Linked DNA regions of Mus musculus: region 1 is linked to region 2. Evidence: chromatin loops called from intact Hi-C (ENCODE). Cell type or tissue: gastrocnemius. All regions are shown on one strand. Each heading gives the region's core, and the rest is flanking DNA. Links, peaks and the distances in the headings are about the cores only. Region 1 overlaps Clpb (ClpB caseinolytic peptidase B). Region 2 overlaps Clpb (ClpB caseinolytic peptidase B).

Evidence for each region. Hi-C counts contacts between places; a loop is a spot of excess contacts. Peaks named below come from ENCODE experiments on the same cell type or tissue, not always from the same donor. Only the 100,000 strongest peaks of a DNase experiment are listed, where the experiment ranks them.
Region 1: it touches region 2 in a loop (2.1-fold over the local background); 3 of 42 quality-filtered maps call a loop at or near these places.

The regions. Positions count from the first base shown.
Region 1 is chr7:101,680,219-101,689,612 of GRCm38, reverse strand. It overlaps Clpb (ClpB caseinolytic peptidase B), which reads right to left. Exons shown (of 16, transcript NM_009191.4): 3 at 2,239-2,325. Among named protein-coding and RNA genes, the nearest start is that of Clpb, 21 kb to the right of the region's middle. In gastrocnemius, for the core only: no CTCF peak of the experiment used is centred there; DNase peaks (open chromatin) are centred at 5,498 and 7,764; H3K27ac peaks cover 2,301 bases.
Region 2 is chr7:101,738,094-101,747,487 of GRCm38, reverse strand. All of the region lies in intron 5 of Clpb (ClpB caseinolytic peptidase B), which reads right to left. Among named protein-coding and RNA genes, the nearest start is that of Phox2a, 76 kb to the left of the region's middle. In gastrocnemius, for the core only: no CTCF peak of the experiment used is centred there; no DNase peak of the experiment used is centred there; H3K27ac peaks cover 1,167 bases.

The DNA.
Region 1 (9,394 bases), core at 840-8,839, 58 kb after region 2:
CACTAATGGAGAGTATTCTCAAGAAGAGTGTTACTTCCTATTTAGTCTCAACTCTGCAAACACCACACACAGAAGAAACACACCATTTGCTTCTTCACCACTGGCTCTTCCCGACATGTGGAAAAACATGCAAGCTGGGCAAGCCAACGGGGAGGTGAGTGGAGAACCAGTGGTGGCAAACAATGTGTATGTTAACATGTCTTTGTGTACACGGAGGTCTATCCTGGTTGCCAGTGAGAAACCACCCCCCACTTATATATTACCTGTAGCAGACAAGATTCTTACTTGACTCATAAGAAACAGTGAAACTCAGTCTGCTTCCAGACCCTTCACTCCTCTGCCTCACACCCTGCACCAAATCACTGACTGACCCATCTCATTCTCTCTCTCTCCTTTCCTGTCCACCCTTCTCAGGGTGTCTGGAGACGCCTTTTCTTTCCGTTACTGTTGACTTGACTTGTACTTCTTTCCCACATATGTTATAAGCTCCCTGAGGTCTGAGCCTTCAAAGACTAGCATACATAGTTACTGAATGTTGGGAAATTAACTTCTCATGGAGAGAATCAGGTACCCCCAGAGTTCTGAAATTCAATGAAGGATAAGAATCACAAACTGGATCTCTCCAAAGCAAAGTATACATAGTTCCTTCTTTTTCCTTTTGTTGTATAATGCTACAGACTGAATTCAGGGCCGCAAGCATGCCAGGCAAGCAAGCACTCTACCACTGAAGTACATCACCAGCATGTATCTATTACCTTTAAAAGATAAAGGCTTGGAGCTGAGGATGGCAAATAAGGAAACAGAGTCATTGGGACCAAGTTCATGATAAAAGCAAAGAGAGACCTATCTCAAGGAGAGCTACAGGTTCAGGTGATCTGAAGCAGATTGCCTCCTGAAAATTCCAGCTTGGTGGCTTTCCTCCACATTTCAGATTCTTCCAAAGTGGCCAGAACTAGCAGATAAGAGCTTTAAAGACCTGCTTGATGGGAGAATTAAAATTGGTTCCTCCAACTATCAATTTGAGTAGCTTCTACTGAAGGGTCCAGTAGTTCTCTGAAAGCACCCCTTTAAAGCTGGCGTGTCTCACTGGCTTGTCTTGCATGCCTGAAGCCCTAGGTTCAATTCCCAGTACTACATGAAAAAGTCTAAAAACATCTTTTTGTTGTATAATTTCTATCATACAATGACTATATACTTGGATCCATCAGACTTCTAAAGACCTTGGGGCAGAAACCAGAACAGCCTGGGCTGGAGCACTAGGCGGAAGTACTGACATACAGAACAGAATGCACACCACGGATGCTGGGTTAACCTAACTACCTAACTTCAGGTAAACCACTGTTTTCTCTCTGTGCTTCTGTTTCTTCAAAATTAGAGTAACAACATAGATTTTGGGGAGTGGCTCTGAAATTGACCTATGCTACTTCTGGTGTGTGTTGTGTGTGCCTGACCATGTGCTCATCCCTGGAGGAGGGGCAGCACTAGGGGCAAATGTGAGGTCCAATGATTTATTTATTTATTAAAGTTTTGAGACAGGGTCTCATTATATAACCCTAGTTGGCCTAGAACTAGCTATGTAGACCAGGCTAACTATAAACTCAGGAGATCTACCAGCCTCTGCCCTCCTGACTGCTGGGATTAAAGACCCATGCCACCATGCCTAGCCTAATTCACCTTATGTTTTACACATGGCCCTCATGGAACCTGGAACTCACTGACTGATCAGCTGGCTGCAGAGTCCTGGGATTCACTTGCCTCTGTTCCCACAACCCTCTCAGTGCTGGGGCTACAGATGCACTTGGCTTGTACACGGTGCTAGGGATCCCAACTCAGGTCCTCGTGCACCTTAGTGACCGAGCTCTCTCTCCAGTCCCTGCTTTTCAACTTTACACAATAGCTACAACCTCGAATGAAAGAAATAGTAGGTGGGAAAACATCACAGCTACCAATAGGTAGGAGGAACGAAGCCTCCAGACCCTTCAAATAAAAAGCCACTAGAACCCTCAATGGGGCAGTGACCAAAGGCATCTCAAGATGATAAAAACTCACACATGCACATGTAACCATTTATGATCTGCTCTTAAACAAGTGGCTACTGTGGTAACACCAATGACTTGCCTGAGGTCACAAAGCTAGTGATCAGTAAGTACTGCTGGGATCTGAAACCACATGTGGCTCTCTACAGCCACTATTCAGGCCCACCACCTTGGACGGCTCTGGATAGAAGGCGAGTCTTACCTCTCATTGTGGCTGATGGATGCCACCATCAGTGCTGTCCAGCCAAGTTTGTGTCTTGCATTGACATCTGCACCTTCTGATAACAGCCTGACAAGAGACAGAAGATATTTTCAGTGTGTGGCTTACAATGGACAGGAATATATTATAGAATGCACTAGAAAAAAAAATACAGGGCACAGAGTTAAGTGCAAGGCCAGGCTGGACAACATAGTGAGGACTTACCTCAGCAGATAAACACAAATATGGAAGCTAGACAATTCTGGAAACAGAGACCTTTGAGTACTAATCTCCAATCACAGCCACTGATCACTCCCTTCACCTGAGACTTCCCTTGCCCTTCTCCTTCTCCTTCCCAGATCTCTACTGTCACCCTCCCAAGTCATCTAAAAAGAACTTTGCCTTCTTATCTTAATAGTGTTACTATGACATTCCTATTTCCCTGGTCCAAGAACCTCTCAGTCCCTTTGCTGCCTAAAGTTCTGCTCTCAGGCTATGTGATACAAACCTGGTGCCTATATCCACTCCCTTAAAAGACCTGACAGATTTAGTCTTGTCTACATAGTTCCTTGTTTACAAAAGGAACATTACTCAACTGTATTTATTTTATCATGGCTGTTAGGAAAATACAAATCTTTCAACCCAAAGAAAGTAGGAAAGAACTTAAGAAATGCTAAGTTAGGTTCCCACTCGAGCCCACACAGAACTATTGGGACCTATATGCCAGGTGCTTAGTACACAGGAGGTCAGTGATTGTCAAGCAAACCAACAAATCCAAGGTCTAAAAGCTCATCACTGTAAATCTGAATCCTGGGTCCCGGTCCATATAACACAAGGCAGACAAAGACAGGTTGAACAAAGCTATGTCTTACTTATGGACTGCCCTCTTGGAACTTCAAGTTCCTGAGTTGATTTACTCTTCATAAGCTTAAGGAGCAGATAGTAATCTCTTTTAATGGACGAGGAGACAGGTGTAACAAGGAAAAATGACTTGTGAAGGGGTTACACAGCAGGTTGATAACCATTCTACAAATGGTCCCTCCTCACCTCATCTTACCAGTCTACCTCCAGTCAGTACCTCTCTTCATATAACACAAGGAAAAGACAGAAATTGATTTCAGTCAGCCAATGGCATGGTCCTGTGCTAGATTCTATATGTGGGCAAGACATGGCATCTACTCTAAAAGGAGGACTTAGGACAGCAGGATATCAAAGACCACAGTGTCAGAAATAGAGGACTAAGTCAAGAATTCAATTCAGCCAGACATGGTGGCTCCATCCTATAATCCTCAGGTCCAGGCAGGATGAGTCCCATGAGTCAGGCAGACCACACAATGAATTCTAGGACAGCCTGAAATGTAGCAAGACCTTGTCTAAACATGCATGCATGCAATTCCACAAAACATGGTCCAACCACTAGGCAGATGTCCAATGAGGAAAGGGCAAAGGATTTTCTCCATCTTGTCCTGATCTTCTATCCTATCTGGACTTCTATCCTATCTATCTAAGCTTCCTTCAGAATCACAGAAAGGACCAGAACTTCATCTACTGTTGTACTTCAGATACATCTACTTCAGAACCAAATGCTTCTATGATACCACAGAGTTTGTGCAAAAGCAGATTTTATTTCCCCACAGAAAATTTATACCCAGGTTTCTTACCTTCTTTATTATCCATGGCCATGAGAAGAGGGGACCAGAACAATCCATCACATTTTCCCCTATCCTCTCCCAGGGATACCCAGCTAGCCACCAAAAACAATGCTCAAAGGACATCCTCTCCATGTTCCTTGGGACCTATGAAACCATTTCCTTGGGAATGGAAGTTGTGTGGATCACAGGCATGCATGCGTGTATGTGGTGTGAACAACAGGGCCAGTATCCTTAGGATAATCTTGTTCTATTGACCTTTATACCAGCAAGAAAGGGGTCCTCTGTGCATGCCTTGTCTTGAGACACTTTGCAATACAAGACTTTTTATTTTTGTTTTGAAACAAAGTTTACTATGTTGCCTATATCAGCCTTGAACTTACTAAGCATCCCAAGCTGGCCTTGACTCATGAACCTCCTGTATTAGCCTCCTGGATGTTGGGATTACAAATCTAAGGAGTACAAAGGATATACTGCTGTTTTTAACTTGTGATAATGAAAAATTTGAACTACTTACATATATGGGTTTGTTTTTTCTGCAAAGACTCTTTTTTTTGTTAGTTTTAAGAAAAAACAAAAGAAAACTCTTGTAAGGCCAGTTCAGCATTGTAGTACATATCTTTCACTGGGAGGCTGAGGCATTAGAATTGCTGCAAGTTCAAGACCAGCCTGAAATATACACTAAAACCTTGTCTGGGAAGTCAGAAGCCCTGTGTCTAGTCTAGCGCAAAGCAAAGCTCTGCACTTACTATCCCAGCACCCTAAGCAGTCACACCCCTCAGTGAGCTTCACTGAGGTCAGTGAGGACTGCACTCTGCCATTTCCATATCCACACGTACATATCAGGGCAGGGCTCTGCAACCTGGGGCCAGTCACAGGAGGAGACCAGCCTCAAGCCCAGCTCGTGACTGACAATTACTCTCTGCAGCCTCTTGGGGCCAGGGTGTAATGGAAGACAGCAAGGATCCAGGCTCTGTGGTCACTTGCTGTGAAGGAGAGGATGCTAACCTCTCTCATGCAAGGTGGTTGTGGGGATTGAGAGACATAGCATACCTGTGGGGCTCTCTGTAACGTGAGGAAGAACCAGAGAAGTTCACTAGCACCACAGCAAACCCAACCACAAGTTATCCACTTGAGGTGCTGAGTTGGGGTGGGGAGGGCACTGTGTCTCCTCTGCTTTCCCTCAGAGCAGAGCATCCCCCAAAGTTAGGACTTCACAACCCACATCTCCCTAGTTCATTTTGCTGCTTTTTGTCAAGTAAATGCCCAGCAGGCACTCATTTCAAAGTCCTGAGCGGGCTGGGTATGGGGTGGGGCGGGGACTGCCTGCTGAGAGTAGTTGAAAGGGCCTCAGAGGCCAGAGAAAGCCACCCTTGCTCCCCCTGGTGATTTTCACCAATGGACAAAATGCGGCAAGTGAATTAATCTCTTTTAAAAAGAGCAATGCTTGTGACAGAGCACGGTGTCTCCGAAAAGGTTAGGATTCCATCATCCCTGAGATGATGAGTAGAATGCTTAATGCAGGCTGCCAGTCAGGGCCGAGCAGCCTGCGCTGCACTGGGGAGAGGGGGTGGGCACCGCAGGCTTTCCTGGGCTCAGACTTGTGGCCAGCTCTCTCTAATGAACTAACTCTTCTGCTTGGCGGGGCACTGGTGGGTGATACTAACTGGGGATGGCTCAGGGTAGCAGACAGGAGAACACAGCACACAGCTAGAGTTGAGTCCCAGCTTCTGCACAACTCCCAGGGTATACAAGGCAGAAAAAACCTCAGTTCAAACACATTCACTGCCAGCCATTTACTGAGGGGTGGCCCATGGATAAATGTATAACTTGGCTTTTCTCTGTTCCCTCCCACAACAGCTCCTGCTCACTGTTTCTGTTAGTGAAAGGACAGGACCTGGTTATGTATGGTGGTGCATGCCAGCACTCAGTAGGCTGGGGCAGGAGGATCACCATGAATCAAGGTCAACCAGAGCTATGTAACAGAACCTTGTCTTCCAGAGCTCGCCCCTCTCCCCGCCTTACTGTATATGTATATCATACATAGGGGTGTCAAGAGATAATAAGTCAAATAAATCAAGCCAGTTAAGACACTTGGTATATACTAAAGCACTATGAAAACAGCGATGCTTATGCCATTAGTATCATTGGCCATTTACACTAGTGATGGGAGAGGGCTGGGGGAAATGGCTCAGTGATAAGGGCTCCTTGCCACTACACCTGATGTCCTGAGTAAATCAGGATGGCATAAAAAATATAGCAATTACCCGAACATATCTGTGGATAGAAAATAAACTGCCACTGGGTGGGCAGTGGTGGCTCAAGCCTTTAATCTCAGCACTTTAGAGATAGGGGCAGGCAGATCTCTGAGTTCAAGGCCAGCCTGGTCTCAGAGCCAGTTCTAGGACAAGCAAGGGCTACATTGAGAAATCCTGTCTCGATAAGCAATCAAACAAACAAACAGACAAACAAAAAAATAAACTGCTTACCCCCGGTAAGGGAAGACAGTCAGTAGCAGAGCCTAAGAGCAAAGAAGGAAAAAAAGTCTTCTCTAGTAACCAGGGATGTGAGAGGCCAGCAGGCCAAAGGCCAAGAGGAGACGTCGCTCTTCTGGTGAGAGCCGGAGGGCAGCAGGCTGACCTCACTCTCTGCTCTGAGCACTTCCTTGCAGTTGCAAGTTCTATTGTTGTTTTCACAACAGTGACCACAGCATTGCTCATTTTTTCTTAATCATTTTCAAGTTTCATCCTCTAAGGTTTCCCTAAAATGGTCTGTTTCCTTCCCAGTCCCCCGTGCTAATCTGTATTAAAACAGTTAACATTTGGCTGCTTTGTCTAACTTCCTCAGTCACCAGTACCCTCCAGAAATGAACTGTTTTCATCTGCCCCACCTCCCACCCCATTCCTGCCCTGGCAGTTGGCACATGGGAGTTCTCAGGGTTGAGTCTCTCTATAGCACCTGCAAACACCAATCTGCCACCAATACTGCTCTGTCTTGTGGTGGAAAACCTGCGGCAGCAGTCTTTTTCAAAGTACTTAGGCTCCTGTGTATAAGTATGTTCGAGGCATCTCAGACTCAGGAGTGGGGACATGGTCTGGAGGGCTGATGGTCATGGGTTCTAACCACAGCTGTCAGGTACTTGATGTATTGCTCAGGATAAATCTACCTCTGTGGGCCTTATTTTTCTCTGCAGTCCCTATTACTTCTAAAACATTATCATTTTAAATGTGTGTAGCATCTAGAGCTGGAGAGACTGCTCAGCTGTTAAGTTATTCTCGCAGAGGACCTGGGTTTGGTTCCCAGAATCTATGTAGTGACTTCCAACTACCTGTTAACTCCAGTTCTAGGGAATTCAGTATCTTCTTCTGACCTCCAGAAGAAACACACACACACACACACACACACACACACAGGCAAAACAATCACATAATAAAGATAAATAAGCCTAAATTATTAAAAAAAAATACATATAGCACCAAAATAAAAACTGAGAAATAGATTCCCAGCAGACCTGACCCAGTAAGACATCTAAAAGGGTAATTCCTTCGGCTTGGGTGCTTGCAGGAAGGAAGAAGTCCTAGGCAGGCAGATGCACATTTAAGTCATTTAGGACTAGCTCTTCTCAGGGAAAGAAAGAAGACACCACCTCACTTTTCTTCCTTTTTCTTTATGACCAATCAATACAAAGCGGCCAGCGAACTTCAATCAAGCATTGTTCCAACTGATTTCCGGATCTTTTGCAGGAACTGGCCCTCAGCTGCAACCAGGGAGGGGCTGAAGAGTGGGGAGCTCTGTCCCACCTGCATCAGAGGCCTGGAAGCACTGAGCCATGCAGACCCAATCATGATCACTATCTGGGCAACAGGACCCTGGTTGGAGCCGCCCAGAAGGCCCTGTTTACAGTAATAACAGCACCAGGCCCTCTGTCTGAGCAGAGACAAGGCGCCTAGGGCTAGAATCCCCAGGCAGCCTCCATCTGTGCCTTATCTCTCAGCTAGCCAGGGACAGGGGGGTACGGAGAGGACAGCAAAGGCTGTTTGTTCTTAGACCCCAGTCTGGGCCTACAGATTTCAAGGTAAAGGTCTACATTATTTCTGACTGCACAGGCACAGAGCCCCTTTGGCCTCTTCTGCATTGCCTATTTAAATTGAGCACCAGCCTCTTAGGCTCAGCTCAGACCCTCTCCTCAAGGAAGCCCTCCAGGTGCCTTTGTTTTCACTCTTACACCTGGCAACCTCAGGAAAGCAAGTGAATAATGAGAGAATGGAGACTGGTATATGCAAAGCACCCACAACTCAGATGAGTGAATCTGCACACTTCATCCTGAGCCTTTCCTACTAGTTAGTTTCAGTGTTTTGGAAGGTAATGACTGCCCTGCAGAATCAACAGCCCAATCTTTAAACACACAGATGAGCTGCTTCACCAAGCCTCTCTGGGAAAGGACGGAACCAGATAGGAGCCTGACTCTACCTCTACCTCTGCCTCTGCCTGGCTGTGTGCTGTGGACAGGTCTTTTTAGAGCCTCTCTCATCTTACCTCCTTGGCCTGTCAGAGCCTCCTAACAAGAGTGGCCATATGACCACGGGAGGTGTGAGGGTGCAGGATGTTCTGCAATGGTAGCTGCTACTACACTATCTGTTCAAATGTTAAAGGCAAATGGTGAAGAATTTATCTGCAACCAAAATGACATTCGCTGGTCTAACTAAAGCTCAATGCTGGGTGGCCACTCTTTGTCCTATTCTTTGCAGACACCTGTTATGTATTAATGTGCGATTGCTATTTTTAAACTGTTAAACTTAGAAACCAGTTACAAAATTAGCACCAAAAAACCTTCACAGGTCCTTGACTTGGACCTACTTTAAACTCTGATTAATTTGGTTCCTATTTCTAATACATTTTACTTGCCCATGTGAGAATTAATTACAGACATTATGCCCCTTATCTCCAAATACTGTGGCATGTATTTCCTAGTACAAGGACGGACTTCTACAGAACCACCAGTCATAATGGCCAAAGTCTCAATGTGGCAAAGATTCAACCAAGTGCAGATCAAAAATAGAAAGAAACTCAGAAACTAAAAATCCCCTGCATCTATATTGAACATAACAGACATTTTTGTTGTCATTATTTCTAAAAAACAAAACAGAGTACAGCAACCCAGAGATGATTTAAGTGCACAAGGATATATATGTAGGCTTTCTGGAAATACTAGGACATAATATATAAAAGGCCTGAGCATGGAGGATCCTGACCCACTGATAGCACAGGCTGAGCATCTACCTCACATTCTGCCTATGGTCAAATGTCTCCCGTTATCCTAACAGTTTTCACAGTATTGTGATCCAGACGTAAGACAGAATCAATATAAAGATCAAACACTGTGTGTCTTCACTTCACCTGCAAGAGTTCTTCAACCTTTCTGTGACCTTCATGTTATTGGCATGTTTTGCATTGTAAGGCCAGTTCCTGTGTCTCCCTTTCAGCCTCGAGGTACCACTTCCTCCACTCAT
Region 2 (9,394 bases), core at 878-8,877:
GGAGGGGAAAGAACTAGAGAAAGGCAGGGGGGAGTAGGTGGGTGGGAGTCTGGGAGGCTGGAGGCGGGGGTGGGGGGGGGGATGAGAGTAGGTGAGAAGGCAGTGGAAGAAAGAAGAGAGTGTGAGATTAGCTGCTCCAAACAAGTGCTGTCAGTGATCTATATTTGCTTACAGAATGAAAAATGTGTGCCATAAACATTGGCCACTGAGTAATTTCTAGCAGGAGTCATGTCACTTCTTATAAAGCATGGGGTGGGGACAGGTGGGACATCTCTGCACCTGGGCCAGCCAGCACAGGGGCTCCCTTTACAGTGCTAGGCCTTGGCTCCAGTCCAGAAGACTCTTGGGTCAGGCTACTCACCAGGAGAAACCAGTCGGGTTCTCCAAGGTTCTCGAGCCTCAGGGCAGCACATGTGCCCCCACTTTAGGAAGGCTGAGGCGGGGGCACCTGGATAATGTCCATCCAATATTACTCCCCCAGCCTCATACCCTCCCTCTGACTTGACTAATTGCTCTAATAATTGATAGAACCTGACTTCTACCACTGATCGATTTCACCTTCACGACCAACGGCCACAAACCATTACACTCCAATAAATAACCATGCTGGGCCTCACCCGGCTGCCCTCTCCGGGAGCATCAGGATGGCCCGTGCCCTGGCCTGACCTCCCCTTGCCTCCCACCCAGGGCCCCTCCAGGCCAAGCAGCTGGTCTACAGGGTCAGGCCTCTGGGAGCAAGTGAGAGGGCTGGGAGGAGGTGGGAGCGCTAATCGCAGGCCATCCGTCACCTCCCACTGGCTGTCTGGGGCTGGGGCAAACACCTGGAGCACCCTAGGCAGTATGGTGCAGGACCCCTCCTTCCTCTCCTGCTCCAGATTAGTTGTCCCAGCTTATAATATTTGATAAATAGCAGCCCAGCTTCCTGGCAGCGCGGCTGCGCCTGCCCGCTACAGCTGTGGAAGGTCACTCATTGGGGAAATATGTTTCTGTCAGTGGTATTGAAAAAAGTTTAGTGGAGTGACAGGCCTCAATTTTTCAAATTTTATTAACTCCATCCTCTTAACCATTTGTCTTGAATTCCTTCAGATTCTGGGGGATCTGTCAATAGGAATCGGGCCCAGAAAGTAGGGTAGGGGTGGTTGGTCATGCATGGTGCTGGTGCTGGTTGGTACAGCTGTGGCTGGCTGAGATCTCTTCACCCAGGTGAAGATAGTGAAAGGGGTGTTGGTGAGAGAGGCCTGGTTCACTGGTGCCTAGGGAGTAGCTCTTCTTTGCTCTAGAATCCACCTTTGATTTAACATAATCACACATGCTCTGAATGGGAAAGACCCTCATATGAGCTCTTCCAATTCCCAAGAATTTCCCTCTCCTGCATCTGGAATAGGGAGTCCCCTGGCTCCACTGACTCCATCTTCTAAGTCTGAATCTGTCATCTTTTCCAGAAAGGTTTCCTGACTGCCCTCCCAAAGGCTGTTTTAGGATGGGCTAGTACTCAGCAAAAGGTGGGTACCACCATCTGTGCTCCCATAGCCTTCAGCCTGTCTTCCTGCAAGGATCCCCCCCACTGAAGGCTATCGTTACACACTGCCTCCACTTTGCTAACACCAGGAGAGGGCCCAGCACAGATGCACTTACTTGCCAGGAAAACCTGTCTTCTCAGGAGCTATATTTTGATGCTGACTGAAGAGAGCTGTTCGGTCTGCTGGAGGAGCCTTTCTGATGGCAAGTGTGTGATCATGCCCTTGTTCATGTAAGCAAGAGCCCCTAGACTCTTGGCTGGTCTTGACCCATCTTCACAGAAGTGAGAAGAGGAGAAGCACTTCCCCCCACTAGCTGGAGCAGGAGTATCATCTGTGGCTGGTTGCTACGTCTGCTGGTGGCTGCTGTACTACTGCCAACTGCTATGGATTTTATGAGGACTGAGTAAGACAGAAAGTTTGAATTCAGTTGAACAAAACATGACTGTGATCTCTGTAAAAGCTTTCTTATCTACTCTTCCTTTTCACATTTACCTCTGCCCCTGGCTCCTTTCGTCCTGACTTTCACAATGTTGGCAGTCTCATTACTATCTTCAGTGAGCGGTTTTGGTGACGATTAGAGATGTCCTCTATGACTAGGGGTGCCCATGTAGACTAGAATTTCTGGTAGTGAGCTCTCTATCAAGGAAGCTTTCAGAAAGATGGTGAGACAGTTATGTGCCTTCCCTGCCACTCTCTGACATGGTATCTGAACAGTTCCTTCAGCCCAGAGCCTTGTTCCTGCTCTTCCTGATTACCAAGGTCCTACATTCTTCAAGGCCAGTGGCCAGGAATCTACTTTCTGGGCTCTTGCTCTCCTGTGGCCTGCTACATATCATTTGTCACAGCCAGTCTCCTTAACTCCTGAGGCCAGACAGAGGCAGGATTTTGAGACTTGAGAGTGACAAAGGAGGAACAGTGAGGGGAACAAGAGAGTTCCATCTCCTGAGGCCTCATCTGGAGTGCCCCCTATTCACCACACGATGACCACTGCAACGCGCACACACAATGCAAACTCTTATAGGTAGGCATATATGTATATACACACACACACACACACACACACACACACATATATACATATATATACACACACACACACATACATACATACACACACACACACCCTTTAGTCAAGAGTAGCTTATAAGGCATGTGCTCCATATTGCATTTTCTACTGGCTACACATGGGTTTAATCCTTAGCAATTCAGTGAAGAAAGCAGAAGAGGTATTGTTTCCTCCCACTTTACAGACAGTCTGGTCTTCTGGAAGAGTGAGAGCAGGGGCTAACATTTGCTGGGCACACAGTCTCGTATTGTGCCTGAATAATTCATGATTTGAAGAGAAAACAGGCTCAGAGTTGAAATAATTTGCCTCTGGTCATATGGGAGGCAAACAGGGAAGCTAAGATTTAAAATAGGGATTCAAATCTCTTTCATAAATGTTTGAAAATTTTAAAAGTGTCACCAAAGGCCTGATGACTCAAAGACAGAAAGACATCTTTTTTCCCTTCCCTTCCAATGTGCTGAGATGCTTCAGGCCCCAGCAAGAGAGCTGAGTTTCTCAACGTGAGTTGGGGACAGACATTTCTGTAGAAATGCTGGTATGGCCCAGCATTTCCTTTCTTCCCATTCAGGGTTCCTGTTCTGGGCTAGGGAAATGGTGAACCACAATAACTCAACTTCCTTGACATCACCCAGAACCTCTCCTCGCTGCCCTGCATCATGGCCAGCCAGAGGGGCTCCACTGTCTTCTGGAGTTTGGGAGACTTTCCTCATGGCCTCCATCAGAAACTCCATTAAGTCCCATTTAACAAACAGGCCAAAGACTGGCACACAGTGGAAGCAGCAGGAGATCGACAGATGAGAGAGAAACTGATAACATTGGGCAGAGGATGAGGAGACGAACTGGTCCCCTTCCCTATGCACCACTGGTCTGGGAGAAGAGAAACTACAGTCCCAGCTGAGAGGAACAGAAGGCAAACTCAGCCCTCGGGTTCAGCAGGTTAAGGAACCTGCCACCAAGCTTGCTTATTAGCGTTTGAGCCCAGGGACTCATATGATGAAGGAGAGAACTAATTCCCACAAGTTGTCCTCTGTCCTCCATAAATATGTTGTGGCATGTGTATATATGTGTGCAAATGTGCATACATACACACTGCAAATAAATAAATGTAGTAAAATAAATAGTCTTTGAGTCATTTCCTTTTCTGAGTGATAAAAGCAATCGTCTGATCGTAAACTTTCCACAGGGTGCTTCATTTGCAGAAGCAAACCTATCAGGAGAGAGCTTTGTGAACCTCTAGAAAGAGGCGGTGACAGCTGGGCATCTGATGGGTCTCATCTGCATCGGGATTACCTGTGAGCTCAGTCAGGTAGTTAGGGCAAAGGGTGACTTCATCAGACATTTGATGGGATGTCTCTGGAAAAGCTTGTGGTCACAATGGAGTGTGGGCTGGATGCCAGTAACATATAGAATGTCAGTCAGGGACTAATTGGCACCCAGACCCAAGGGGGGTGGGGTAAAAGACAGAGCAGAAAAGTCTCCAGTGACAGTAAGCAGGTTTAGTCGTGTTCAGCATGTTTATTTCTGCTATGGACATCACGGGGCTGGGCTAACTCACTAAATCTGCAGATGTAATTAGGGTGGGAAGGGTACCAAATACTTCCGACAGAAGACTGACACTAAAGAGGTAAAGTATAAACGAGGAGTCATAGGTTTTGGAAGAGAGACAAGACACAGAGACTGTTCTGGGAAGTACAACTGGTGTAGAAAAGGCTTTAGAAGCCACAGGAGAAAAATGGCTCAAAGAACTGCTTGGTGGTTTGATCTGGAGGAAAAAAAAAAGAGTTCAGAGACCATGCTTGCTATAGTGCAGAAATGGGAGGCTAATAATAAGACCCTTGGCTACATTCCATGGCTGACCTGCTACGCATCAGAAAGTATGAAGAATAGAATATGGCCTAGCTAAATTCCATAGCACCAGAAGTGCTCATGCCCTGAATGGACAGCTACTTGCTAGGTGTACACTGATATGTCATAGTTTACTATTTTGTTTAGATTTTTATTTTATGTAGATGGGTATTTTGTTTGCATGTATGTCTATGTACCACATGTTTTCCTGGTGCCTATGTAGGTCAGAAGAGGTTGTCAGATCTCTTGGAAGTGGAGTTACAGATGGTTGTGAGCCACCATGTGGGTGTTGGAATTCAAACCCTGTCTTTCTCTCTGCAAGAGCAGCAGGTACTGATCCACCTCTCCAGCCAGGTCCTACTTTTCAATACTAACTAACATTAACGATTCACTCATTCACTCTAAGGCACTTTCTGAGAGTCCTTTTTATGTCTGTCACTGTGCTAGGTAGGTATGAGGGACACAGAAGTGAGTAAGATGATGTTTCTGCTCCTAAGGAGCTCCTGATCCTGCAAGGTGGAGAGTGGGCACCCTATCTTCTACAGTAGCCTGTGCCTTGATTGCAGGACTCAGTACAAGGAAGTCTAGCTTCAGTTCAGATTAAGTTGAAGAGTTCTGTTGCAAATTCACACACATCTGGCTGCTAGATTCCCCAAGTAGCTTAATCAGGACCAAATCACCCACGGAAACTAACCATCTTGTCTGTGGGACTAGGAGCATACAGTGAAACCAGATTGGTGAATTTTGTGCCTGATGTTTTACTCTTAGAGTTTGAGCTGTGGTCTTTGGCTGGGACTTGTTTGTGTACCTGCAGCTTGTCTTACAAGTTGCCGTGGTGTCAGGGTGAAGTGATTTAGCCAGCAGGGCTCCCCACCTCTCCATTTCTTACCCACCCTATGGGGACTGCTTCAGCACAGACATAAACATGCTCCTGCCGTTACCTTATTGCACTCGTCACACGGGGAGGCTAGAAGGCTTGATTCAGGGATATGATTGGATTTTAAATCCCAGTCTCACAGGATTTTAATTACTGGTCTGGGGCAGCAGGGATAGGCGCAGGCTGCCTTTGGATGGAGGAGGTCGATACACCAGTCCACAACATATTGAGCCACAATGCCTGCAGACTCTATTGCTCTATTTAATCATCTTTTGCAAAATTTACAGTGGAACAGAAGGGATCAATACGGAATTTATCACATTCTCTTGTAAATATGAGCCAGGAAAGAGTCCCAGGCAGTTTGTTACTGAGTAGGAGGGAACAGGTCTGTGTACAGCTGGGCATTAGGAGATGAGACAAAATCCATACTTCTTGGCATAAGCTACAGACACTCAGCCAAGTTTCTCTTAACCCTGAAGGCAAGTTCAAAGTGAAGAACACTGATCCATTCAACCAACCCATCAGCCAACCAACATTCTGGTACTCACTTTACCCCGTAGAAACTCTGGGGCTGTTGACTGTGGAATTTGGCTCATGAGAACTTAATCAAAATATAATACAATGATCCTGCTACTTATGAGGATGGACCTGGTGCAAGCTCCCGAGTGGTCTGGTGCCCTTCTTACACACGCGGGAAATGTAGATGATGGCTCAACCTTTTAGAGTTAGCTAGGTATTAGAAGAGATGAAAGCCTTGGCATGCAGTGAGACTTCAGTGAGTGACAGCTGCTGTTAGGTTTCCTTAATTGCCATTACAAAGCAACCTGACCTACACAAGTGCCCCTGTGAATATGTGTGGGTTTGGGGTGAGTGTCCCCTGGCTATATTACTTTCACAGCAGGCAGACAGGGGACAGGGTGGTCTTCCTTGGTTAGTAACCTGGCCAGTGCTACGGGTGGCAGCAGGATCGGAGGAGCCAAGAGGAGGGGTGCAAGGAGGAGGTGTATGGGGATTTGGTTTTCAAATATAATCTTTAAAACCAGTACTTTTATTTTTTGAGACAGGGTTTCTCTGTATCGCCCTGGCTGTCCTTGAATTCATTCTGTACACTAGACTCAAGGTCTGCTCTACATACTTCCCTGTCACATGACAGTAAGGCCTCAAACTCAGAGATCTTCCTGCCTCTGCCTCCAGAGCACTAGCACTAAAGTTAAAGGTATGCACCACCACCTGCCACTAAAACTATTGAACATTTTAAGCTTACAGAGGGTGCGGAATGGATTTCTTCATGTAAGCATACCAGGGAAAACCCGAGAGACAATGTAAGGAGCTGCCTCTTGAAGGACAAGCAGATCTGGATAGCAGGAGAAGTAGGGAAAAGTGAATGAGGAGGTATAGAGATGAAAGACTGCTAGAACATGAGTGGTTCCAAGGCCCTGCAGACAGCTCCTGGTTCCCAGGCAGCCTCCTAGGGCCCAGCAGGTACTAGCTCCAGGCTCAAAGCAAACCACCATCCCTGCATCTTCTCTTAGAGATAGTGTGGCAGAACACTCATGGTGAATTGCAGAGTGCAAGGATGCTGGGTGAGGCATCTGAGTTGCCCTGAAGGTTTTAGAGCATGGGAGCAAACAGTTTTGCAGGGCAGAGCCTGGGTTGAAGGAGATCCTAAAGAAGGGAGGCCAACAATACGGCTGCTATAGTGCTCTTGTTATAAAGTCTGAACTAGGGGGAGGGGGTGACAGTGGAGAGATGGCCCTGAAAGGAAATTCTCAGACAGACAGGGCTTGTTAAGCACTGAAGTAGTAGGCATTAGACTTCCTTACAGAGCCTTCCTGTTGAAGCTGGTGGATGGTGACAATGCCATCCAAACATGGAGTGTGGAGGACAATAGGAGGAGGGCAGGTTTGGACTCACCAGATATGAGTTGTTTACAGAATACTAACACAGCAGAGCTCCTGGCAACATGAAAATGTCTGGTCTGTGCTGAGAAAAATATATAGGCCAGTGTGGTCAGGAAAGGAGGTGCACAACCAAAGAAATGAGCGGCCAAACCCATGGCACATATGGAGTCAGCCAAGGCAAAGGAAAGCAGCCTGCCTCAGACTCTGCTCACGGCAAACCTGTGAGGCTCTCTCTGTACATGCAGATAAAGCTTTCACTAGCACACAATGGCACCAGGGGCCAGAAGCCCAGCTCATTCTTTTATTTGGGGCAAGTTTTCTGAAGTTGTGGGTTTCAGAGTAGCCCTATTCCTCCTCCTCCCCATAATCCAGCATACTTCCTCTAAAGGTGTCAGCAGGTTCTGGATACAGCAGAGCTCAGAGCAGACTACACAAGAGCCTTGAGTCCCCTCCCCTTCCCTCCCCCTCTTGCCAAGGACAGCTGAGACTGAGGAAGCCAAGCTCAGGTCTAGGCTAAATTCAGCAGTTGTAATTATACTGCTGACGTCTGGGGCAGAGCCACAGTCTGCAGGAGGCAGCAGCTTTTGTTCATGAACTAAGACCACAGCATCTTCAAACATGCTAATCACATGTCTGCTTCCATCTAACAACATTGGAGGAGGCTGAGGAAAGGGCACACAATGCCCACACATCTGGCTAATTCAGTTAGAAGGCCAATCAATCTTGATGGGTTGTCTATAAAACAGTGCTCCACCCCAAAGGGCACAGTTGACCAGATGTTTAAGCATCTGCTGACCAATCCCAGTTGAATGTCCACAGCAGCAAAGACAACTTATCAAGAGAAGGTTTCCACTCAAGTCTGTGCCCAAAAAGTCAGTCTAGACTTCTGCTTTGACAACTATCAGCAGTTAGGACAATGGCTGAAGCTGGCTGTGGGGGCTTATGGCTATCATCTTAACACTGGGAAGACTGAGGCAGGACTGTTGTTGTAAGTCTGAACCCACCTGGGTTTGACAACAATACATTGTCTCAAACAACAACCAAGTTACACCCCCAAAAGAAAACAAACAAAACAGCAGTGAGTGAGCCTCCAGATGAAGGCACACTTCTGTTCTACACTTTAGGAAGACAGGAGCTTGACTTTGCAAACAGTGTAGAAATAGCTGTGTGGGATTTTTCTTATTAACTTATCAGTATGAAGAGTCACAAATGCGGAAGAGGTGTAGTATCAAATGTTCTAAGCCTCCCATCAAGACTGAAGGAATTACTCATCTTCCTCATAAAACTGCTGCATTTTTCCAACATAGAGGCTGCTGCCAACAACTCTTTCAGTTTATGCTCCCTTCCTTTATCCTCAGCAGTTGTCAGTTGTTCACAAATAAACACAGGAGCTCAGGGGGAGAGAGGGGAGGAGAGACAGGAGGGTGGAGAACAGGTGCAGACATCAGCAGGACCACTTTGATGGAACTCCTTCCATGGGTTATATTATTTTTCTCAAAAGTGCTTTTCTCAGCCGGGCAGTGGTGGAGCACGCCTTTAAACCCAGCACTTGGGAGGCAGAGGCAGGTGGATTTCTGAGTTCAAGGCCAGCCTGGTCTACAGAGTGAGTTCCAGGACAGCCAGGGCTACACAGAGAAACCCTGTCTCGAAAACAACCCCCCCCAAACAAACAAACAAAACAAAACAACAACTAACAAGCAGAATCATACACCATCTCAGAGCTCTATTTGCAGTTTTCTTCAAAAGATTGATTGGGGGGTTGGAGAGATGGCTCAGAGGTTCTGAGTTCAATTCCCAGCAAAACAAAAAAGTGCTTTTCTCTAATGAGTTCTGAGAACTTTACCAAGTCTGCCTCACAATTGAGACTGCATGATGCACCAGATTTGTGGCACCGAATAAAGGACAAATTAAAAATGACACCTTCTAGCTTCACTGAGCAGCCAAGCACATACAGATAAATAATGGCCAGGAGAATGAATGGAAATATGCAACTGACAGGGGTGGGGAGGTAGGGGGCATCTCCAGAACCTGGGATAAGGGAGGCACTCAAGAATTAATGGGGGTGATCTTAGCTGTGACTCACTACACCGGGGATATGGAACCTGAAGAGGCCACCTCCTGTTTACAGGCAGAACCCCAGTGGAGCGATAGAGACACCAAGTTACTCAGAAAACTTTCAACTCGA